Regions from separate parts of the Homo sapiens genome. Here region 1 is linked to region 2. Evidence: read pairs that join two places in POLR2A ChIA-PET (ENCODE). Cell type or tissue: PC-3. All regions are shown on one strand. Each heading gives the region's core, and the rest is flanking DNA. Links, peaks and the distances in the headings are about the cores only.

The links. Peaks named below come from ENCODE experiments on the same cell type or tissue, not always from the same donor. Only the 100,000 strongest peaks of a DNase experiment are listed, where the experiment ranks them.
Region 1: POLR2A ChIA-PET joins it to region 2 with 5 read pairs; 4 of 35 experiments call an interaction of 5 or more read pairs at or near these places.

Annotation. Positions count from the first base shown.
Region 1 is chr6:132,329,983-132,338,080 of GRCh38, forward strand. The region is part of intron 4 of MOXD1 (monooxygenase DBH like 1); the gene reads right to left. Among named protein-coding and RNA genes, the nearest start is that of MOXD1, 67 kb to the right of the region's middle. In PC-3, for the core only: no CTCF peak of the experiment used is centred there; a DNase peak (open chromatin) is centred at 4,459; H3K27ac peaks cover 415 bases.
Region 2 is chr6:132,410,417-132,418,514 of GRCh38, forward strand. No RefSeq gene overlaps it. Among named protein-coding and RNA genes, the nearest start is that of MOXD1, 13 kb to the left of the region's middle. In PC-3, for the core only: no CTCF peak of the experiment used is centred there; no DNase peak of the experiment used is centred there.

The DNA.
Region 1 (8,098 bases), core at 2,997-5,496, 81 kb before region 2:
TCCTTCCACTGTTTGCTCTGTTAGTTCCCTTCATAACACTTGCCCACTTTAGTCCAAGAACCTAGGAATCAACTCAGAATGAGTGAAGCACACCCTAGCATCCCAGAGATTCTATATGCAGACCAAATGGAGCCTTGTACTTGGTGTAGGTGGGCTGTAGGTGTTGCATCAGTTAGAGCAGGGGTCCCCAATCCAGTACTGGTCCGTGGCCTGTTAGGAACTAGGCCGCACAGCAGGAGGTGAGCAGTGGGCAAGTGAGCAAAGCTTCATCTGTATTTATGGCTGCTCCCCAACACTCACATTACCTCCTGAGATCCACCTCCTGTCAGATCAGCAGTGGCATTAGGTTCTCATAGGAGTGCGAATCTTATTATGAACTAACTGTGCATGTGAGAGATCTAGGCTGCGTGCTCTTTATGAGATTCTAACTAATGCCTGATGATCTGAGGTGGAACAGTTTCATCTCAAAACCATCTCCCCCATCCTCCAGTCCGTGGAAAAACTGTCTTCCATGAAACCAGTTCCCTGTTACCAAAAAGGCTGGAGACCGCTGAGTTACAGGGTTCTTTTTTCTTTCCCCTCAGAGTTCTTGGAATCTTTGTTCAGCTGATAAAGTAGCCCTGGCGTGTTGCTAAATATCCAAGAGTTTAGCCTTAGAGTTCATCAACACTTCTGTGTTTAGTCCTAACTACTCAAATTCAGGCACCGCATTTTAAAATCCTTGCTTGCTCTCTACTTTCAGCATGCACATTTACATGAAGTGTTTTCAGCTCTTTTCTCCTATGGCTTTGTTTTCCATTTTCTCCACAGTTTTTCTCTTTTCTGTAGGGAAATCTAAGCAAGGGGGGAAATGGTATGTAGTGGGTCGTGTCTGAATGGGCAGCCAAGAAATTCCAGTTTTTAAATCCAGTTTTCTTCTGTGTTACATAGCGAGTCATGCCACACCTAAGCCTCAGGTACATTTTCAACATCACATTCATGGAAAAAACATTGCACACGGTTTTGTTTGCACTTGTTTTGTCTCTAAAAGGTCGTGTGGCCTGAAGGCAGAAACTTTTCTATTTTGCTTGAAAAGGGTAGTTATCGTTCAAGCATGGTTGCATAGTAACAATGATTGCACAGAAGTAAAACCCAGAATTTCTATAAGAATTTCATTTTTATGTCTAGTTTGAGCTTCTGTCTGAGACTTGACGTTTTTGGGTTCCTCGGTCCTCCAAGGGGGACAGGGCACTGCTAAGATGTCAACAGTAAAATATTCAGGCACATGTGAGATTTTTGCTAAATACCTCATAAATTCAGGCAGAACCTTAAGGTTGTACTGAGCTCTGTAAGGTAGATCTTGGGAAGAAGCCATTAGGGCAAAGGAGAGTTGGTTACTGTCACGACAGTTTCAGAAACTAGTGGCCTTCATTGAAGTAGAGGAAGAGGGAGTGAAGGGTGTGTGATGCTGGGTGGTGCTTGACTTTGGGGAGCTTCAAATAAACAGCTTGAAAGAAACTTTTAAGAGCAAGTGCTTTTTTTTTTGTCTTCATAGGAAGTGCTAAAACTAACACCAAACTGCAAAGCTACCAATTTATCCCTGGAATAATAATAACATCTGTCTTTTATTTAGACCTACTATCTACTAGCCACATATGAATCATTCTATGTATTTCATTTAATATTTACAACAAATCTATAAGAAAGATGTTATAATCCTTATCTTACAGATTTACTGAAACTCAGAGATTAGACAACAAGCCCAAAGTACCACAGCTGGGAAAGGGTGATGGGATTTTAAACCAGGCTAGTGTGACCCCAAAGTCTGTACTTTCCTACGGCTACACATTATTGTAGGAAGCGTGTTGGAGATGCATCAAGGACCCTGGAAGTTGCTGCCGGTGGGAGGGAGGATGAAAGGCTTCAGTAAGGCAAGTTGCCGACAGCTGTCATCAACAAGGGTGATGACCTCAGGAGCCAATGCCAGAAGGTACTTCTGGAAGCCACTAGCAGGGACCACCACATGCAGATGCCCTCAGAGGTGCAGTGCCAGACTGGGAGTCTTACACCTGGGGAGGGGGCTCATGGCCTCCCTGCCACTCCAGTCCCAGTGCCCCTTGGCCTCTAGGATGAGAAGACAGACCCATGGCCTTTCAAGGTGTTCCTTCTTACAAAGGGCAAATAACAAGGCTTCTCTTTGAAACTTGATGAGGGCTTCAAGAAGAATTAAACTGTAATCTGACCTTCAGATTACAGATTGAGGGTGCAGCCTAAAACATGAGGATTTCCTAAGCAAAAACACCAACCCATAAAACAACAAGGAACCTTGCTGCAAACTTGGGTACTGATCACGGGAGGAGAGGATAAAAAGGCTTGGAAGAAGCAAGCCCTTGGCAAAATAGAAAGGATGTGAGCAAAGACAGGGAAAAAAAGAAAGAAAAAGAAGTGCTTGGAAATGACATGTAAGGATAAATATAAATTAAGAAACTGATAATATGGGAGAAAAAATTACCTGACTATCAAACTCCTGAAAAATAGAAGAATAATTTCTAGAGAGGAAATTTTCAGACCACCATGGGGATATTAAGTGAGACACCAAGAATGTTCCTTAAGGATGGACATAACTTGTTTAGTGGAGGGTACAACTTGAGGAAATGGGAGTACTTTGATCAGTGCAGGACAGGGCCATTGGCTCAAATGCTTAGCACAGGATAGGATTTCCCACAATGCTTCACGCCATGCTTACAAAGCCTGATCAAGCCAGGGCACTGCTACCAATCCCCTGATGGAGGCTGCTCGTTATTTTCTGCTCCCACAACAAGTTCTACAAACATTTTAAGCAGTCAACAAACTTGTGTTTTAAACTATGTTATGCTATTCTTCTTTAGCCAAGGCACCATCTGAGGAAGCAGAGTGAGGCACACACAGAGCTCCATGCCCCTTCCTGCTTGTTGGCTGAATGCTGCATTAACCCGACTTTCTGATGTGCTGGGTAACTGTCCACGGAAAAGACAAGACTTTTGTTTTTGCATTATTATATTACTTGTAATGATGACAGAGTTATACATTTTTTAATTAAAAATACTGAGGCTGGGCCGGGCGCTGTGGCTCACGCCTGTAATCCCAGCACTTTGGGAGGCCGAGGCGGGCAGATCACAAGGTCAGGAGATCGAGACCATCCTGGCTAACAAGGTGAAACCCCGTCTCTACTAAAAATACAAAAAATTAGCCAGGCGTGGTAGCGGGCACCTGTAGTCCCAGCTACTCGGGAGACTGAGGCAGGAGAATGGCGTGAACCCGGGAGGCAGAGCTGGCAGTGAGCTGAGATCGCCCCACTGCACTCCAGCCTGGGCTACAGAGTGAGACTCCGTCTCAAAAAAAAAAAAAAAAAAAAATACTGACCCTGTAATGTATCAGAGTAGCATTTAAAAAGTGTTCCTTATTCTGGTTACTTCACACATTCACATTATTATCACAATCACAGGGGGAATGCCAAGAGTTGCCTCTATTCAAAAATATTAAAATTGTACGAATTATTAAAGAAAGTCATGACCATAGAAAGTATACGAATATAGATATATTGGTATTCCTGACACTGGAATGAACATTTAATTTAATCTTGCTTGTAGCCTGGCTGTATGATGGCAGAAGAAATAAATAAAAAGAAATACAAAGCAGTGCATATGGAAGTGGAGGCAAGACACAAACATGGAAATTCCCCTGATGACATCAAACTATGTTATTGATCCCACATTCTTGTACAAAGGTGGGGTGTACAGACCCAGAATGGTGACAGGCCCGTGAGCTTACCTTCTGATGGCAAAACAGACCAGGCAAGGAGGGCCTGGCAGCCGTGGGTTATTTATTAACTACTGTGTGTATTAAAGGAACAGCCCAGAAACCAGAACACAGACAGAAAGGGAAAGACTTCAACCTGAAAGAGGAAAACAGTCTCTTCCATTAGATCAAGTAACGGGAGCTTTCAGATACACTTGAGATATCTTAGCAAGAAAAGCAGAGAACAACAATAAACAGTTGCTCAAGAGTAGCCAAAACCAAGGTGGAAATTAACACTGACCATAAAGCTGACCTTGACAACGACCGTTTTTCCTAATCTCATCATCTCTTCTTACGCACTTTATCCAGGTCAAATATGCCTCACATAGCCCCTGCAGCACAAAGAGTGCTTAATAACTATTTATTGAATTGAAATAAAATGAATACTACCCTTTCCATGAAGCCAACATCAATGAGGCTGAATCATTAAATTCATTTGCCTCTTAGTTTCTTGATTATCTCCACTATACTGCATCCCACTTCAGCTACTGAATCCCATTGTCACACCCTGCCCATGAGTACACTACCTCTGAAATTCTCTTTCTGTGCCTCTTTCCTTTCCTGTTAGCTCTTTCACACTTTTCCAGTTGCTCAGCCAGCCATTTTCTCCTGGAAGGTCACTGAACTCATCACTCACCAGCACTCACAACTGACCCAAATGCTCAAATGGTGAATCACTCCTGTCATCTGCTCCTTCTCATCCTCCACTAAGGACACTGGAGATAAACTTTATACAAGTATTCGCATGAGACTTCAAAGTTCATAACTCACACTTTTGCCTCAGAACGTCAATCTTTCTTTGGTTTTGCTCTGCATTCTGTTCAGCTCCCTGAAGTGGCTATCCTAAAACCTTTCCCAATTTATGCACACCTCCTAATCAGCTCTCAGCAAATGTCTTCATTATTTTGATGAGAGAGGAAAGCGTTTCTATCCACTCTGTAGCTGCCTGAGGGCAGAGCTGGGGGGATAGAATTTGATGCAAAGGACACAATATGATTGAAAAAATCTTAAATATCAGGAACCCATTTTATATATTCATTTTTTACAATGTAGAAAGTAATGAAACGATTCAAAGAATCTACACTTGGTGGCATCTTATTCTACTTAACTTGAGCTATACAGAGTGGGATGAGACATAGAGAACCTAAGACCAAGTGACTGGGTACAGAGATAATACCAAAAAATTCTATGTGTTGCAGAATTCCCTAGAACTTAGAACGAAGAAAATGTTTCAGAATTTGAGGCAAGAAAATCTTAGGGGAAATGTATATTTCCCTTCAGTGACTGAAAGAATGAGATCTTTGACAAAACTGTGCCTACCTGCTGATCTCTCTTCACCAGCACCTACCCTGAAAACAGATTCAGTTCAAAAAGGGCTTTTTGTGAAAGACACCGAGTATTGGAAAAAAAAAAATCCGTATGGTTTTGGAGGCTTCAAATAGCCAATTACCTAAACAATAATGCTGGCTGAAAGAAACATATTTTTTTTTTTTGCTTTATTTCCCTGTGCTGGGTTGAACAGCGTCTCCTGAAAATTCATGTTTACCTTGAACCTCAGAAGGGGACCTTATTTGAAAATAGGGTTTTTGCAGATGTAATTGGTTGAGAGGAGATCATACTGGATTAAGGTGGGATCTAAATCCAATGACATGTGTCTTTATGAGAGAAAGGAGAGAGAGATTCAGACATAGATACATACAGAGAGAAGATGGAGGCATGAAGATGGAGGCAGAGATTGGAGTGATGCTGCCACAAGCCCAGGAATGCCAGAAGCTACCAGAAGCTGGAAGAGGCAAGGAAGGGGAGTTTTTGGAAGGAACCTGGCCCTGCCTATATCTTGATTTCAGACTCCTGATCTCCAGAGCTGTGAGAGAATAAATTTCTGCTGTTTGAAGCTATCCAGCTTGCAGTCATTTATTACAGCAGCCCTAGGAAATTCATACATCCTCAATTTTCTACCACAAACTAAAAATTTGGAGATTTGTACATTTCTACCTAGGTCATGATTGTCCCTGTCATTGTTTGTGACACGAACTCATCAACTCATCACAAATACACATTTCTCATACATGACTGAAGCTAAATAGGTTTTTTTATTTATAGCTAAATATATGTGTGTCATGCTTTAGCTATTAATTTTGGGGGTAAAGCGGGAGAAAGTACCTTTCTTGTCTTGTCTGATTATACTCAGCAATATGTGAGAAACACAGGGAGGTTACTAGCGCCCTTTTGAACAATTTTCCTGTACTCATTCTTCCAACTCTACCCATTTAACCTGTGGCTCCTTGCTTGTTAAAACATGAGAGGACGAGTGGAACACAGCTCTTCAAAAACAACTTGCAACTCGATAAATTCAAAACTAAAACAAAAGGAGAGAGGCGATGGGTGTAATCTGTAATGAGCTGGAAATTTTGTAAATTCCCATCACTTTTCTTCCTGCCTGTTCTTGTTCCTGGCACCCAGCTTTACATACCCACCTGAGGCACAAGTTGCTGCCCACATAAAAGCCCGTAATCCATCTCTGGAAAAAGTTATCAAGAGGTCAGCTAGCTCCTAAAGTGATGCTGCCTATGGGAACATTTCAGCCAGAACTAACCATGTAGATGGATGAGCATATGATCATGCTGACATGCTCATGTGACAATGGGAGCACAGAGGTATCTGCCCCTCTCTCTCCATGTCTCCTGCCGTATCCTCATCCCTAACAGGAACGGCTCTTTTAGCCTGACAATGTATCCCAGGTATGAGAGACAACCAGAATTAACAAGGAAATGGCATCTTTGCACCACAGACACTCCACTCTGAAGAAGGTAAGGGTGCAATGCAAATCCTGACTTGCTGATGTGGTGTCAAGGGGCCACAGTCAAGGGGCCACAGCATGAATGGACCTGTCAGCTAAAGCACATGAGGTGATGGCAAGAAGAGATGAAGTGGGAAAGAGATGAAGAAAAGGAAGGAAAAAGAGAAGAAATGAGGGCGAGGAGGCTTCTGGGAAATAACTCACCCCTTACTGTAATCCCGAATTCTCATGCGTCTACCATCTTCAAACACAACCTTGCCCTGCCAGCCACAATTGGTAAGTTCAGGGAAGGGTGCCCAGCCTATCTTGGAACTTTTCAAACGACGAAAAAGAATTCAACCCCCTCTAGAAGCTGAATATGAGCTGTGAGGTTCAGCAACCTCCAGGGATGATGTTTCTCAGCACATGAAAGAAGCCAGCATTCAGTGAGATACCATCAAGCAAGCACACAGAGAGGTACCAGAGACAAGATAAGACAGGTTTGGCAGAGTTCGAACACTTCACTGAAGCTGTTCCTGAAACCAGTTGCATCTCTACCAACTGTGGTTTATTTACTCAAGTTTTCCTCTTAATAAATGAATCGATACATTCCTTTCTTTTTCTGAAACTAGTTCAGCTTGGGTTTCTATTACTTGCAAATAAAAGTCCTGATTAATAATCAAACACAAATAAGTATAAATCATCAATTCATTAATATGTATGTGCAATCATGCATGTGCTACCTGAAATTTTTTTCTTCACATTGGAACATTGCCACATAAAATACTTTGCTTTTGTTTTACTCTTCCAGTTTATTTACTATTCTTAATTGGACCTGCGTAAGTTAAAAATAGTTACTTCAGTAAATGCCCTTGAAGAGTAATATGTTGGGAGAGAATCACTTCCTCTACTACATACCTCTACTACATACCAATATCTTTCTCCCTTGCTTATTGATTTCTGAATTTCCACCTAGGCACTTAGGATTAAGGCTATTTGACTTGATGAAAGAGGTAACATGTTATGATTTACAGTCATTTATTTTTAAATATGAATGAATTAGGTCCTTTGGCCAAACACTTCAAGAATATAAAAACAAACAAAACAGAACATTACTTTTAAGACAGTTTATAACACAGCATGCTTAGTGTATATATTGTTGTTTGAATTTTTAATAGATTACTCATGAACTGTAAGGTACCTTCTGTACCTATATTAGCATATATAGTAATTATCAATTACTTGAGATATTCAATACAGCAGAGATCACCTAGAACTTTATGAAAATTTGAAATTAACATATCTATGGCCAACAAGAAGTAGTTAATTTTAAATTCATACGTATATGGCCAGCAAGAAGTAGGAGTGTCCCAGAGGTCCCATCTTGGCTGTGCGACTAACCAGCTGTGGGACATGCCATAAGTAAGTCACATGATAATAGCTCTGCTTCCAATCCAGCTCTAGTCTATGTACAGACTAGATGAATATATATATTCATTTAAT
Region 2 (8,098 bases), core at 3,553-6,052:
GAGTTCAAGACCAGTCTGGACAACATAGTGAGACCCCATCTCCACAAAAATTTTTTTTAAAAAATTAGCCATGTGTAGTGGTGCATGTTTGTGGTCCCAGCTACTCAGGAGGCTGAAATAGGAGGATCAATTGAGCCTGGGAGGTCAAGGCTGCAGGGAACCATGATCACTCCACTGCACTCCAACCTGGATGACAGAAAAAGACCATGTCTCAAAAAAGAAAAGAAGGAAAAGAAAAGGAAAAAGGAAGGGAAACTTGTTTTCCTTTTAAAAACTGATAAATAATATTTATTTTTGCTAATTACACTGTAGGACTGTAAAATCAGAAAAATAATCAAACCTAAGAGAGTCAAAAGATATCATGATTTGGTATCTAAACCAGAGAAATCCAATATTATTTGTATATTTAATATATTGTTAAAAAGCCCTTTTGACTAGCAAAACCAACATTTTGATTTGAAAATATTTCAAAAATATCTACTCTTGTGATTTATCTTGTGTAGGTTCATCTATGTGAAGAATATTTAGGAGGCCTAAATATTCAAGGAAAGGAACTTTGACTTGACCTCTAGGAATCACTTTCATCTGCCTCCCAGAAAGAGGAAGCCAAATGGCCAGCCAACACAGACCACGTCTAGCTCTGAGAACTTCCTCTTTAAAAGCGATCTCTTAATTCAGTGTTGCAGAAATTCCTGGATCGATCTATTTCCCTAGGAAATAATAAGTAATAGGAAAGCATATTCATTCTTAATTCTTTAATTCACAGTGAACAAGAGCAAATGCCATGTGGTAAACTGCATGTTATTTAATAAGAGTGGTAAAGTTAGACAAACTGATCGATTATGTGGTAGTTATTCTTAAAGCATATTTATTGTCCATTCTGCATTACCTAATGGAACAAATGACTCCTTTAATATAAAGAAATTACCTGAAAAGCATGTATTTAAGATAATGTCAATTCCGCATGTTTCTTTTGGCTGAAAAGAGAAAAAGAACTAGAAAAAGCAACAGATTGAATTCCTCTGAATGAGTCAGAAGAGTGGGAGATGTGTAAAAATCAGGACGAGGGTGACAGCGGGATACCAGAGTCCTACCTGCATCAGTCCCATGGCCTCAGCCCATGTGATCCCCACCTCCCTTGGATACCAGATTTCAAGGTAAATTTCCATCAATTATGGCCACTGCATTAATTTGGCTAGTTCGTAGCATTTCACAAGGGAGCTTCTAAACCTGGAGAACAAGAGCTTGGGTTCTTCCAACAGACAACAGAATTTAACCTAAATAGATTACCCAGGAAAGCTCTGCCCAACTGACATAGACATTGATGACAGGGAAGACAAGCTAGTGCAAAGAGATGATAGTAGCAGTAGAGCTGAACTAACAATCCAGCCTGAAAAGGAAAGTTAAAGATTAAAATATAGTTTAAATATATGTGAGATACTATGTCAGATTTGTGAGCAGTCTTTTATGTGGTTGTGATTAGAAGAATGATCTTCATCTATAGAACAAATTTTAGTTGGGGGAGCACCACAACTTTAAAACCAGAAAGTCTAAGAACATTGTGATTTTTATGGAAAGAACGCTTTAAGAAATAGTACTCAAATATTTAATAGAAGGAAATGTTCACAGGATTCATTCTATAATGGAAAAATATTGTTTTCTGAAAAATCTCCCTTTTGTAAATATTTACCATGATTTACAAATCTCTCTACTTTTACCAATGATTAAAAATTATTAAAGCAGTTGATTTTCATGTAACTAGAGAATGTCTAAGCAAGAAAACATTTAAAAATTTCAAGTATATTATGAAACAAAACCTTTCTAAGAAACCATTCACTTCCTTAACTCATTGGGATTCACCCGTTTGTATATTTTGTTTGCTTGAAATTTGTGAAATGTTCATTTAGAGGTTGAAATGCAGGATTTTACTTTATTTATTTGCAAATACATTTGAGAATCTATTTTGTACCTATAGGTTGTAGGTACTGGAGATGTGCTAACAATACTCATTCGTTCCCCTCGTGGAGCTTGCATTCTAGTAATTTAAGTAACTCAGGAAATATTAGAGGTAGAATCAAAATAGAGGTAGTCACAAACCTGACAGATTTTTTCCCTTCTTGAGTTGGACATGAAACATTTTTCTTTAATATAAAACCATTTTTGAAATAGTATCACTTTGTTATTTTGAGCTCCTTCAAAAGAAAGAACAAAATAAGGGCCTCCATTCCCCTAAATAAATAAAGTATGGTGTGTTTTCTCCATGTGGCAAGAATTATTGGAACAAAGTAACCAAAACAAAGCAAAAATCTGGGGAAAGAGTATTTATATAAAAGAGAACAGTATCAAGATACTCTTATGGAGCCAAGACACAAAATTTAAACCACCATAAAGAAATAATGCATCCACGCACTAAGGAAATGAATAGAGATGTGTCATTCTGAGCAACGCTTGAGTATGATGTTCACGAAGGTCTGAAATGCCAGTGCATTTCATTATGTGATATCCCAAATACCTAAAGCATAGATGTTTAAACCTATCAACTTAATTTATTGGGAAGCAAATTCAGCCAACAAAATCAATGTTTGGGTATGTATGGGACATTTTTTTTGGTTTTGCGCCCCTGTGGGATCCAAGTATGGAACATTTTGAATCATTGGCTTTGTTGCATAAATATTCTCAGCCTCCTCCCTTCTTGCATTCGCTCAATGTAATCTACACATTACAGTCATTCTTTGAGTCTCACTATTTCAGCTTCATTTCCCAGCTTTATTTCCTCTGTAGCATGACATCACTGTCCAGGACCCAGGCTCCACCACACACACAAGCACAGAGTTAAAATACATCTCCAATTCTGTAGTATATTTCATAACCACATGTTATGGAAAAGCTGTATTTTCTTAGAAAACATACATTCTCACAGAGCATCTCTCTAATATCTATTTAACCCATTTTTTGCAAAAGTTAAGACTCATTTACTGAGTCAGCATATTGAAACAGAATATAATTTTTAGGAACACAGTAGAAACTGAAATCTTTCTTCTATATAGATTTTTTTCCTTAGATATTGAGAAGCTTTTGAATATCCTGAAAAATATGATGAAATAACTTCTTTATAACCCCACACTCCTAGTCTACCAAGCAAATTAAAATGCCTGATTTAAAGCAGATGCAGATTTTAATGAATCATTTCTCTGTTTTCAAGTGCAGGCACACTTTATTTTGCAGCATATATAAGATTACATTGCAAGCATTTTTTTCAACGGGCACATACTTTATTTTGAATTAAATAAACCCAGCTTGTGATGATAGTGGTGAAAGTGACTGATCATTGAAATTTATGATTGTCTTTCTCCTCCCTCTCTCTCTCTTTCCTCTCTCCCTCTCTTCCTCCAACCCTTCCTCTCCCTCTGTGTCCTTCCCTCTTTTTCTCCTTCCCTATCTCCTGCTTTTCTTTCTCCCCTTTGGAGTTTCTATAGGCAGAGTATAAAAAAAAATAAATAACATTTCATTTGGGGGGAAAAGAAAGAACATGGACTTTGGCACAGGGGATTGCCTGGAATTGAATCTTGGCCCTGCCACTTACCAGCTATTCCACCTTAGGAAAGGTAGTTAACTTTTCTGTGCCTCATTTTCATCATTTCTTAAATGTGGATAAATTAGTAACTATCTCATAGGATTAATAGACTTAAAGGAGCTTGTATTTGTAAAGTCCTTAGAGCCTGGCACAAAGAAGTGCTGTATGAGTGTGCAGTAATAAAATAAATACATAAGCCTAAAGACAAAACTCTTCCTCATTTCAAGAAATAATTTCTCCAGAACAAAGCAATAGAAAGTGAGTTAAGCACCTAATTTTTGTTTACCTCCCACATTGCACCTGTTCTTGCATAACAAACACATTCTATTTCAAGAAGTTGAAATCCCTTCCTTTTTGTCCATCTAAGTTGTCTATTATTTCTGTGCCACGGGTCATTAATGAAAGGCAGGATTCTCTCTGAAATTAAACAGTGGGGAAGTCAACTGGAAAGAGAGAAAAGTGCAGCAGAAGTGACTAAAAGTGAAATAAAAGAAGCAGAAGAAAACATTAAAAAACCCCGTAATTAAAAGCATGCACAGAGTCCTGTTAACCTCGGCTGACTCCAATAACATGGTTACAAGAGACATGGTCTACTCCAGCATGTCGTTAGCCATAAATACAGAGGTAAAGTGGTCCAGGGCAAATAACATCAAAGGCAAAGGGAAAGTGGGATGGGCGAAGGCACCCCACCCAACCTCCCTGGATGAGCTTAGCGTAACATAGTTTTCCATCAGACTAACCAAACCAGCAGCGTTGACCTTAAATATGAATTTTTCACCATCGCTGGCAGATGAGCCTTTAAGTGGCGTCAGAGGCGGTTACTCTGGGGACCAAGGGGCCCACTGAAATTAAAGACAGACTTTTTATTCCCCTGTCTCTTGAGTGTTGACTGCTTGGGATCCTTGAATTTGACTTGGATGAATAAAGGCCCTCTCAGACTTGCAGATTCCCCCTAAGGGTTTTGACATCACTTCCAAAGCACTCGCCCTTATCAGCTGCATCATGCTGACCTCTGACCAAATGGAAAGACCTAGTTCCTGAGAGAATTCTGAGATGGCTATTCATTTGTAAGAAAGTTCAAACACAAGTCTGTGGCCTTAGGAAATCATTTTGAACTACTTATTAATTCTGAGAATTTAAAATGTGAATACGTCTTGTTATTTTGTATTGCTCCATAATTACTACATTTACTAAATTGCTATTTAATATCTACTCTCCTTAAAAAACAAACAAATGAATAAAATCAAAGGAGTGGTAAAATGTGAACATGTGTAGCAAAAGGCCAAGAAGTATTTTTATTTATATTTTTATTTTAAAAGGATAGTAATTTTGCTTGAGATCAAGACAAATGTGATTTCTCTGTGTGATTGAGACAGGTGGTTCCATATGGCTGTGCTAACTATGCAGTGTCGTTCTTCCCTTTACCAACAGCCAACCACTGACCTTGCCCTGGTTGTCTCTATTATTTAGCATAAAATTTTCTAACCAATTTAAATTATGAAAACTTTCTGCCACATAAAAAGATATAAGGAATACTATAACCTACTTCTGAATAAAGGTGTTCAGCTGAACACCTGATTTGCATGGACTCCCTCCTGAAACCCACCAATGTAAGTTTTTGGAGCTCTAAACCCATAAAGGAAAAGAGAATACAAGGAGGAAAAGAGCAGCAAACTTTTTGGGAGCTATAAAGCCTATGGATCAATGGCAACCTGCTTGGCAACTTGAGAAAACTAAATATTAACTTGGTAGTAGAAACATTTCAGGAGAAAGGTGATTTAAGTCACAAGATCTTCAGATGATGAAACACTGGGGACTCAAGAGGGCCCTGCAAGTGAAGGTGAGGGAGTGGGGAAGTGTTTGAAAACTTTAGGAGTCAGGGAATCCAACTCCCCACTCTGACATAGCCTTATCAAACATTATAACAGTGAGAAAATTATGACAGAAAAAGGAATCTGACCTAATCAACTCTGTCTTGTCTTTACCCTCCAAACTGCCCTTGTTTATTCCTGGGCATAGACCAGCTACCTTTGGGAGGAATTTAGTTTATAATTTAACTTTGAAACAAAGACAATAGCCCTTCTCCAAAACAAACCCCCTCCTTGCTTAGGGACCAGACTGCCTTTGTAAAACCAACAAATTAGCCATAAGATTAGAAATTATGGCTTAGGAGTCATGCAGCCAGAGACCACAGGATTCCTAACTTCCCCAGGTGCTCCAAAACATAATATTACTATTGTAAAATCTAAGATTGGTGTTTGAGTTATTTTTCAGACCCTGCATTCTGATGGATCAGCTGGTGCTACCCAGACAGGTAAACTGGCTCATCTAGTCTTGTGGTCCCCACCTAGGAACTGATTCAGTGCAAGAGGATGGCTTCAACTTCCTGTGATTCCCTCCCTGACCCAACCAATCAGCGTTCACCATTCCTTAGCCCCCTCCACACCAAACTATCTTTTAAAAACAAACAAACAAACAAACAAACAAACAAAACCCTTAGCTCCATGGAGACTTACCAGAAAAAAACTAAAAGTATCGATATAAAATAAAATAGAAACTCTGACCTCAGAATTTTCAGGGAGGCTGATTTAGGTAATAATAAAACTCTGGTCTCTCATTTAGCTGACTCTATGTATATTAAATACTTTCTCTATTGCAATTCCCCTGTCTCAATTAACTGGTTCTATCTGGGCAGTGGCCAAGAAGAACCCATTGGGTGGTTACACCTCTATTCTACTCAGCTGCTCCAATGATTCTCTTCAATTCCAGGCCAAAATGAAGGTTTATTCTGCAGAAAGGATAACAGAGAAATTTTAATTGGGAGAGAAAGGGACCATGCAACACTGAAGACAGGAGTCCTATAAAGGAAAGAGGGAGCATAAATGAAGTGATGACTGTCAAATGACTGCCCCTTCTTCTCCACTAGCTCCTAGAATGCTGAGAGCTGACTTAAACCCTCCAAACAGGAGATAGATTACTCACTGGAGGATCTACTCAGCCTAAAGATATTAATGTTGGAGACTCCTCAATAAAAGTGCCAAGTCCAATCCCAGGATGAAGCCCACAGTGTACAAGTCCTACCAGGCCCTAGAATTTCCTATTTTGCTGTCCAGCTTTCAGTATGAATGAACTTCAAAGGTTCTTTAGGTATTAGAGGAAACTTTCTACTGTTTTAAAATGAAAGTCAGCGACCAAAACAGCAATGAAAAACTAATAAAGGAAAGTAGATCATCCAAAAAAAAAAAAAAAAAGCCAGCTGAGAAGGAAAGTGGGAGGGAGGAACAAAGAGAAGTTTGTTAACAGGTACAAATATATACTTAGATAAAAGGAATAAATTCTAGTATTAGATAGTACAGTAGGAAAATTATAATTAACAATAATTTGTTGTGTATTTCAAAATATCTAGAAGAGAAGAATTGTAATGTTCCCAACACTAAGAAAAGATAAATGTTTGAGATGTGGATATCCCAGTTATCCTGACTTGATCATTATGTGTTACATACATGTATCAAAATATCACATATGCCCCAAAAATATGTACAACTATGATATATCAATTTAAAAAACACAAAAATTTCAACTCAAAAAAGTGGATACTATCCTGAGAAAACAAAACATAACAAAACTCTTTCACTGATATACTCAGAGAGCTAAGAAAAAATATAGCATCAGTTAAATAATAGCAGGATACTAGAAGAAAGAACAATTTTATAATGAAAGGAGTCTGAGAAATTAACAATAAAATATCAGCAATGAAAAACTCAAAAGAAGATTAGGAGCATAATGTTGAAAAAAGAAATGCTCAAGAAAGTTAAGCAAAAATCAGACAGGAGAATAAGATTTTAACTACTTGACCAAATTAGTCAGTAGTTCCTATCCAAATAACAGAAGTTCCAGAAGACAAAGCAGAAAGATTTGGGAAAAGCAGGAGAGGGATCAAATAATTTACAAAAATCTCACTGGGCCAAGAATGAAAATGAAATTACAGAAGATCATCATGAAATCACTGCATGTGGATGATTGCCAGACGAGGAAAAATTTTCATTAACAAAGAATCAGATTGGCTGGAACATCTCAAAAGCTAATTGGAAGCCCAAATTCATTAGAATAAAGCCATCACAATTCTTAAGGAAAGTGACTTCCAACCTAAAAATAAATACCCAGCTGAGTTACTGTATTAGTCCATTTTCACACTACTAATAAACACATACTCAAGGCTGGGTAATTTACACAGCAAAAGGGTTTAATGGACTCAGTTCTGCGTGGCGGGGGAGGCCTCACAATCATGGTGGAAGGCAAAGAGGAGCAAGTCACATCTTACATGAATGGCAGCAGGCAAAGAGAGAGCTTGTGCAGGGAAACTCCCCCTTAGAAAACCATCAGTTCTCGTGAGACTTATCCACTATCGCCAGAACAGCTCAAGAAAGACTCATCCGCATGATTCAATTACCTCCCACTGGGTCCCACCCACAACACATGGGAACTGTGGGAGCTACAATTCAAGATGAGATCTGGGTGGGGACA